2 separate regions of the Homo sapiens genome follow, and region 2 is linked to region 1. A link is an interaction called in ENCODE POLR2A ChIA-PET data of the cell type or tissue named here. Cell type or tissue: OCI-LY7. All regions are shown on one strand. Links, peaks and the distances in the headings refer to the core of each region. The heading gives the core; the rest is flanking DNA. Region 1 overlaps BMP2K (BMP2 inducible kinase). Region 2 overlaps FRAS1 (Fraser extracellular matrix complex subunit 1).

Region 1 (4,406 bases), core at 185-4,184:
ATGTGGGAACATTGCTCCAGCCACACTTGGTACGTCAATGCTACTTCATTAATATTATACCTATTTAACATCAGATTGTATGTTGAGTATAGTATCTTCTGTAACAATTTAAAAAGAGCTCTAAACTAATGTTCCTGCTTATGACAAAGTCAGTGGAAGAAGAGAATTGGGGTTAAATGTTTGTCTCTCAGTGGATAAGGGCTATTTGAGTAGAATATAAGAAACCAAGTAGTAGTTCCTTAGACAGAGGGAAAGAGTCACTATCTTTGTTGGAATAATTATTTCCTTTTCTTTTCTACTATCTTTTGCTAAACTTTCTACTCTTCCACCATGTTAATTTATCTTTAGTATGAATATCAGAGAGTATTACTGTGTTATATTCCAATAATAGTTAAAATAAACATCATCTATGCATACGTTATCTTCTTATGATATAATTGCCCTGTTATATTAGTTATCTGTTGATGCCTAATAAATTATCTCAAAACTTAATGGTTTAAAACAGCAGTTAACATTTATTATCTTACATACTTTCTTTGGATCAGAAATTTAGGGGTGGCTTAACAGGGTGGTTGTGTCTGGTAAGGCTGGGTCGGCTGTCCTCTGAAGGCTTGGCTGGTGATAAAGGATGTAATTTACAAGATAGTTCACTCACATGGCTTTGGGCAGGAGGCTTCAGTCCCCTGCCACATGGATTTCTTCAAAAGACTGCTTGAGTTTTCTCTTTGCCAAGGCAAAAATTATTTTGAACAAGGAATTATTGATTCTGGTTTCTCCCTCAATAAGTGATCCAAGAGACAGAGCAAGGAGGAATCTGAAATGTCTTTTTAGACCTAGTCTCAGCAGTCATGGGCTGCTGCTTGTGCCATATTTCATTTGTTAGAATTGAGTCACTAGATCTAGCTCATGTTCAAGGGCAGTGAAATTCGGTTTCACCCTTCGAAGGGAGGAATGTCAGATAACTTGTAGACATTTTTTAATACCTGTTTAAACTAGGTTAAGGTGATAACCCTATTGAGTTACAGTCTGCCAATAGGAATCCATAAATTTATTTTGGGAATAGGAAGAGGGTGATTCATATAGGGAATCCGAAAGTTCTAAAAGGAATGATTGACAGACAGGAGGGGGGATGCCCATCTCTCTTTGAGTTTTACCCACTGTGATCTGTTTTTTTTTTTCCTTCAATTTTCTGGGTAAAAACATCTGATCTGTGTTTTAAGGAGAGATGGGACTCTGTCACACAGAGGCAGGCTCAGACTGGCAGTTAATGCATCCAGAATGGACTTTAAACTGAATTGTTTTTTAAATTAAGATACCTAAGTTCTATTTACTAAGCAAGTCTATTTACTTGTAGGTAACTTACTATTTATTTTCCTCTGTTATATGCTAGCCTTCAGTAAGTATTTAAGTATCCTATTCTTGGCTCAGATATGCTGAAGGGGCTTGGACTAAGGGATTAAATAGACGACTTTTGCCTTTCTTTTCTCTTCTAAGACCTGTTTGGTGGCAATGGCAATGAGCTCTCAACGGTTAGGTAAATTTAGGGGATCAGTTAAGACTTGTGAAATTGAGATACTACTTTGAACATTAGGATTCTCCCTTCATTACTACTGTTAAGAGGATTTGCATATGAATTATGAAAGGAACTTAATAGCTTTCTTACATTGTCTCGTTCTTATGCTATACAGTCATGCATTGCATAACAATGGGGACATGTTCTAAGAAATTGCATCATTAGGCAATTTTATTGTTGTATGAACATCATAGAGTGCATTTACACAAACTTAGATGGTATAGCCTACTACACATCTAGGCTTTATTATATAGCTTATTGCTCTTACGCTACAAACCTGTATAGCATGTTACTATATTTAGTACTATAGACAATTGTAACAGAATGGTAAGTATTTTTGTATCTAAACATAGAAAAGGTAAAATAAAAATATTGTATAAAGGATTAAAAATGGTACATCTGTATAGGGCACTTACCATGAATGGAGCTTAGAGGACTGGAAGTTTTTCTGGGTGGGTCAATGAGTGAGTCGTGAGTGAACGTGAAGGCCTAGGACATTACTGTACACTATTATAGACTTGACTTTATAAACACTGCATTCTTAGAACACACTAAATTTATATAAAATTTTTTTCTTCTTCAATAATAAATTAACCTTAGTTTACTGTGACTTTTTTACTTTATAAACTTTGAAAATTTAAAAACATTTTGACTCTTTGGTTATAACACAAAACACAAACATGTACAACTGTACAAAAATATTTTCTTTATATTCTTATTCTATAAGTTTTTTCTTTTTTAACTTTTCTTTTTATACTTTTTTGTTGAAAACTAAGACACAAACACACACATCAGCCCGGGCCTACACAAGATGTGGATTGTCAATATCACTGTCTTCCACCTCCACATCTTGTCTCACTGCAAGTTCTTTAGGGGCAATAACAGGCATGGAGCTGTCATCTCCTATGATAACAATACCTTCTCCTGGAATACCTCCTAAAGGACCTGCCTGAGGCTGTTTTACAGTCGACTTTAAATAAAATAAGTAGGAGTATACTTGAACATAACTCAAAAATATGGTACAGTAAATACATAAAGCAGTAATACAGTCATTATCAAATATGCACTGTACACAATTGTATTGCTATACTTTTATACAACTGGCAGCCCAGTAGGTGTGTTCAAATCAGCATCACCACAAACACATGAGTAAGCTGTTGTGCTATGGTGTTACAATGGCTACGATATCACTAGGTGATAGGAATTTTTCAGCTCTATTTTAATCTTATGGAACCACCATCATATGTATGGTCCATTGGTGAGTGAAAGGTCATTATGTGGTATATGACTATATTTCCAGGCTGGGTTGAGGGAGAGGTACACAGGGATTCTTGGGTTAAGAAATCTTTATATTCTCATCTTCTCTTAAAAGCCAAGAGCCCTGTAGGATAATTTTCATAGAACCAGTGGTCTCAGGCTCCAGACTCTAGATACTTTAAATACTATAATAATTTATTATATGCAAAAATAACCCTCATTTAACTTTAGCTAATTTATAAAGCAGTCCTAGCAATTCATCTTTTGTTGGTAGCTATATATAGGGAATGCCTTTGTCAAAAGGAAAATTACTGTGGTGTCCCAGCATAACCAAGGCATTTGATCACTGTGTTCAGTAGTGATTTTAGAGTGATGCTGTCTGATAAGGTGACTGATTTTTTACTTTAAGTCTTGTTTACTATGATAATAACAGTTAATATTTATTATTTTTACTAGATATTGTTCTCTTTGCTTTACGTGTATTAAATTATTTAATCTTCTCAGCAACCCTATGAGGTGGATACTATTACTCCTTTTTACAGATGAAGTTGAGGCAGAGAAGTTAAGGAACTTGCCCAAGGGTACACAGCTAGGGTACCTTATGTAGGTGATTATGGAGCTAGTATACCTTATGGAGGTGATCTAGATCCCATATGTTCTCCCTCTCCATCTCATGCCCTTGTCTGTCATCTCTGTCATAAGGAAATGATTTGGTTTTCTAAGTATTTATAAAGTATAAAGTAGGGCATTGTAAATTTTTATTTATTTTAATTTTTCTTTCCATCTTCTTTTTTCTTACTCAATTATTACTATAGGTCAGTTGCTGATAAAGAGGCCATTGCAAATTTCACAAATCAGAAGAACATCAGCAATCCACCTGATATGTCAGGGTGGAATCCTTTTGGAGAGGATAATTTCTCTAAGTTAACAGAAGAGGAACTATTGGACAGAGAATTTGACCTTCTAAGATCAAGTAAGGGACACTTGAAGGCTTATTTTGCTTCACAGTAAAATAACAGCTCTATTATTATTCAGCAAGGCCAAAGACTTTTGAGAATGTGTATGGAAAATTCTTTTTGTGCATTTGAGGGCAAAATTCAGGCCATCTTCTTATACATATACTATCAAATTATGTTGTGTGCATTAGAAATCAGTTGCTTGATAGTAGCTATTAAACCCAATATTGCTGATAGTATGCTAATATCCTAAAACTTAAATATTGCATATCTATGAATGTTAAATTCAGAATATCTCTAAAACATGGAAAATTGATGTTTCAATAAAAAGGGAGACATTTTATTATTTTGCCTTACTAATGATTTTGCAGCTCTGTTTTTCTGCACACTCAATAGAAAATATTGTGGGTCTGAGATGCCCTTTGAAAATGCCTGAAAGAAAACATGGGCTACTACATTATGTTAATGTTTTGTAATGTCCTTTTAATGAGTGGTGACATAAAAGGGCTGCTTTGTTGTCCTGATATGGCAAAAATTAAATAAATTCTTTTTCACTTTAAATCAGATATCTCAATGTTTTTACTTGGAATCATTGCTTTTCTTTGAACTACCTAATATAT
Region 2 (4,406 bases), core at 222-4,221, 650 kb before region 1:
GGAAATTCCAGCAGGGATTTTCTATAGCTCTAAATGCTACACCTACTCCCTCTGTCACCGAAAATATCGTGATCAACAGGCTTAGATTGTGGCAAGTGTCCGAGCTCATAGCTAACATTTATCGAGTACTTTCTAAGGACAAGTCACTGTGGTAATACAAGTACATTAACTTATTTCATCTTTACTGTCACCTGATTGAGTCCAATCTTATCCTTAGTTTGCATATTAGGAAACAGAGACTCAGAAAAGCTAAGAGATTTGTGCGGAGTCCTAAAGCTAAGAAGTAAATGAACTTGTGTTTGAACTCAAGTTTGCCTATTGTACCATTTTAGCATTGCTACCTGACTTAGTGTGGTATATGACCTATGTTCATAAACCAAGCCTGTGGGTATGGAGGTGGGTTTGGTGGGAAAAACATAAGCTTTGAAATCAGATGGACACTGGTTGAAATATAGGCATTAATACCATCAGTTACAAACTTTGGGACATTACTTAACCTCTCTGAACTTTGGTTTCCTTATCTGTAAAATGGAGATGATAAAATCTATCTCAAAGGTTTTAGGAAGAAATAAAAAGGTGAAAATGCCAAAGAATTTGGGACCCAGAGGTGCCCTCTTTGTCCTTGTTTTTTTTTTTTTTTTCTTTGTAAAACAAAACTTAGAGGACTAAGCCTGGCTTTGTGGAAGCAGGTGGAGCTTTGAGACATGAGGTAGTGGAATATTTACTTGGTTAAGGAGGCAGAAAAGGCTAATCTGAGGAAGTGATATTTCAGCTGAGACCTGGAGGATGTGTGGAAGTTAGATTAAGAAGGGTGGGAGTATGCTGTTGCAGGCATGCAAACATATTGGGCAAGTAAGTCCCTTAAGCTTCACAGTCCCTTTATCTGTAAATGTAGGCAGCACTGCCCTAGTGTGTCCTGCCTGGGTAGTCTGTTAAAGTCAGAGAGTAGAAGTAAGAGAGATTTGAAATGGTAAGACTGCTGTACAATATAAGGCATTGTTATTGATATTATATGATAACAGCACAGAATAAAAAAAAAAAAAGTCAGGGTTTGAATCCCAGATCTAGCCGCTCCTATTAGCTCCTAATAGCTGAGCTCTGGACAATTCACTCTGCCTTTTCACACCTTATTCCCTCATTTATAAAATCAGAGTCATGATGTCAGTTTCACAGGACGCTGTGAGAAGTTGTACCATCATGAGTATGTGGAGGACCTGGGAAGCACTTGGAGGCAGCTTGTCCCTTTCTTTCCGTCTCCCTACCTCCACCCTTGGCACCACACTATTCTAAGACTTCTGTACCAAAGCATGATGCTAACTTACTATGTTGTTGAGGGTCTCTTGCACAAAGACATTTTTAAGCTATAATTAGCAGCAATCTTTTCATCTGTGATTCATGCTGTTGTTTCTGTATACAAGTTGATACTCTTATAGCTATGTCTTCAGGTTTATCATTTTAAGACAGCTGGAGGAGGAGATCAGGTACAAGCTAATCATGCCAGGATGCTGAAATGGGAAACTGCTTAGGTTTTTGATGTGTAAAACAAGAAACTCCTTAAGGGGGTATTATATGAAACAAGCCTTTGAAATAGGTCTCAAACAGGAAGTGGATCACAATTTTGTTTTTTAATTAACCTGTATTTGCTCCTCCTGAAAGGAGATAATTTAATGTAAATACAAAGTCTCACATCTTTTCTTAGCGGTAAGTGTCCTCTGCTCCTTTTTATTTGGGACAGGATGAGGAGCTTTACATGAACTTTAAATTGAGAACCAATAGAAAAGGTATTGTTTATCTAAGCTGTCTGAAGAAGGGCACTTGGGGAAAGAATTGCACTCTAAAATAACCTTATGAAAGTTATTGATTCGTTTCTTCATGGTTCCCTGACAAACAAGGACCATTATTTCTGTGTCCGAATGGGAGCTGGGTCAAAGAATCCTTTTTTATAGATTATCTTTCCTGAAAACCAGACTTGTCAGGAAAATGAACCTCCAGAAATGAAGACATGAGACTTAATTGAATATTGCGTCCTGTTCGCTGCTTTGAAGGGCAAGTAGGAAACACTGTTAATTTTTAAAAATTTTACTGAGTACAAGAAGGTTTGGGGATAGCTCAGGAAATTTAGATAAATTGCTACTGTTATGTATTTGCTAAGTGCTTTTTATTTAAATTCCCTCCCCCATGACATTTCAACTCTGTAGTCCAGGGTCTATCTACATATAGTAGACTGGGGAAAAAGCATAACATTTTTTGTTTTTTTACCTTATATTTTATTTTATTGTTATTATTTTTTTGAGACGGAGTCTCACACTGTTGCCGGTGCTGGAGTGCAGTGGCACGAACTCGGCTCACTGCAACCTCCGCCTCCCGGGTTCAAACGATTCTCCTGCCTCAGCCTCTTGAGTAGCTGGGATTACAGGCGCCTGCCACCATGCCCAGCAATTTTTTTTCTATTTTTAGTAGCGATGGGGCTTCACCATGTTGGCCAGGCTGGTCTCAAACTCCTGACCTCGTGATTCACCCTCCTTGGTCTCCCAAAGTGCTGGGATTACAGGCGTGAGCCACTGTGCCTGGGCACCTTATATTTTAAAAGTAACTTCAAAAGATCACATAAATTATATATATATATAAATTATATATCTTTGTTGTTGAAAAACGGAAAATACAGATAAGGATAAAGGAAAACAAAAAATCATCTGGAACTCACACACAGAATTATCTACCCCTCACTTACTGGTTTATATAATTCCACAGTTTGTTTCTATGCACATAGATATATTTTTATTACAAAAATATTATATCTACATACTGTTTTGTAACTTGAAAACACAGCTTTTGGGGAGCTTTATTCTTTCTTTCTCACTTTTGGTCTAAGAAGCCAAGGGAATTTAAAATGAGATGAATTAATCAATAATTAAAGTAGGGTTATTACACCATTTAGATGAAAGAAAATTTATGTTGACAGTTGATATACTGCTCTTTAGAATTCTATAAATAATCCCCCCCAGAAATTTGAGCACTTATTAAAGATATATTTATTGTTTATTATTAGCATTAATCAAATATTCAGTAAATACTTTCCCAAGTGAAACAAGTTGTTTTTTTTTTAAAGCACCTTGCTATTACTTTGAAGTATTTGGGGATGGAGGCATTATATTATTTGCAAGAACATTTTATTCATATATTATTAAAAATATTAAAAGCTGTTTACAAAGATATTTTGATTGCTTTTTAGGCTTGTCATAATCTAATCCTTTAATCTATTTTCTAGTGAAAAGCTATTTTAAGAGTATTTCTTTTGCTGAATGTGTTAGATTGGAAAGGAGGATTTTAAAGTGTCGGAATTGCAATAGCAACATGGAAAATCTGTAAAACTTAGTTTACAATGTTATTACTTTGGATTTTATGGCTTTATCCAAAGTTCTAGCTATTGAAGAACTCTAGCTTCCCTGCTTTCATAAAGCAACTTTATGTGACCATATAATTGATTTGTAAAGATTAAGACCTGAAAAACATGGCCATCTGTCCAGGCCTTGGTAAAGGACTCATTTTACTTAAAATTAACCATAACACATTATTTAGTTCCATAGAGATATTAATACAAGGAAGATTTTTTTTTTTTTTTGAGACAATGTCTCACTCTGTCTTCCAGGCTGGAGTGCAGTGGTGCGATCTCGGCTCACTGCAAGCTCCGCCTCCCGGGTTCATGCCATTCTCCTGCCTCAGCCTCCCAAGTAGCTGGGACTACAGGCGCCCGCCACCATGCCCAGCTAATTTTTTGTGTTTTTAGTAGAGACAGGGTTTCACCGTGTTAGCCAGTATGGTTTCAATCTCCTGACCTCGTGATCTGCCTGCCTCAGCCTCCCAAAGTGCTGGGATTACAGGCGTGAGCCACCGTGCCTGGCTGGTACAAGGAAGATTTTTGATAGGTCCAATACCTAGATGAAGAAAATTTTTCTGTAAACATAGTTTGACATTAATGTAGTAATGACATTCAACATTATAAAGATTTTGTAGTGACATCATTTAAACATTGTTTTCTCAAGCTCTCACAACCTATCTGGAGTATCTCAATTCTTATGAATAGATATTTTTGTGTGGGTAAACAAACTCAGGGTTGATTATTAATTAATTCAGTCAACATACAGAAACTGTGCTAAGTGAATTTTGAGATATACAAAGAGGAATCAAATGAGATCTCCTTGTTTGAAGAGTCATAGTCTGCTGGGAAGACAGATAGGTAAACATATCAGGAAGGCTTCCTAAGCCCAGATACATTTAAACTTTGAATTAACATAAAGAAAAACTATGGTTTTGTGAATGAAAGAATGAAAGTGAATAACCTACTCCATGTTCTTAGAAGATACTGTTTACAGTTTAGTAAGCCAAGTCCAGCGACTGAGGGCTGC

Evidence for each region. Peaks named below come from ENCODE experiments on the same cell type or tissue, not always from the same donor. Only the 100,000 strongest peaks of a DNase experiment are listed, where the experiment ranks them.
Region 2: POLR2A ChIA-PET joins it to region 1 with 6 read pairs; 2 of 35 experiments call an interaction of 5 or more read pairs at or near these places.

Annotation. Positions count from the first base shown.
Region 1 is chr4:78,875,089-78,879,494 of GRCh38, forward strand. BMP2K (BMP2 inducible kinase) reads left to right here. Exons shown (of 16, transcript NM_198892.2): 14 at 3,646-3,803. Among named protein-coding and RNA genes, the nearest start is that of PAQR3, 62 kb to the right of the region's middle. In OCI-LY7, for the core only: no CTCF peak of the experiment used is centred there; a DNase peak (open chromatin) is centred at 1,833.
Region 2 is chr4:78,228,682-78,233,087 of GRCh38, forward strand. All of the region lies in intron 2 of FRAS1 (Fraser extracellular matrix complex subunit 1), which reads left to right. Among named protein-coding and RNA genes, the nearest start is that of SNORD161, 58 kb to the right of the region's middle. In OCI-LY7, for the core only: no CTCF peak of the experiment used is centred there; no DNase peak of the experiment used is centred there.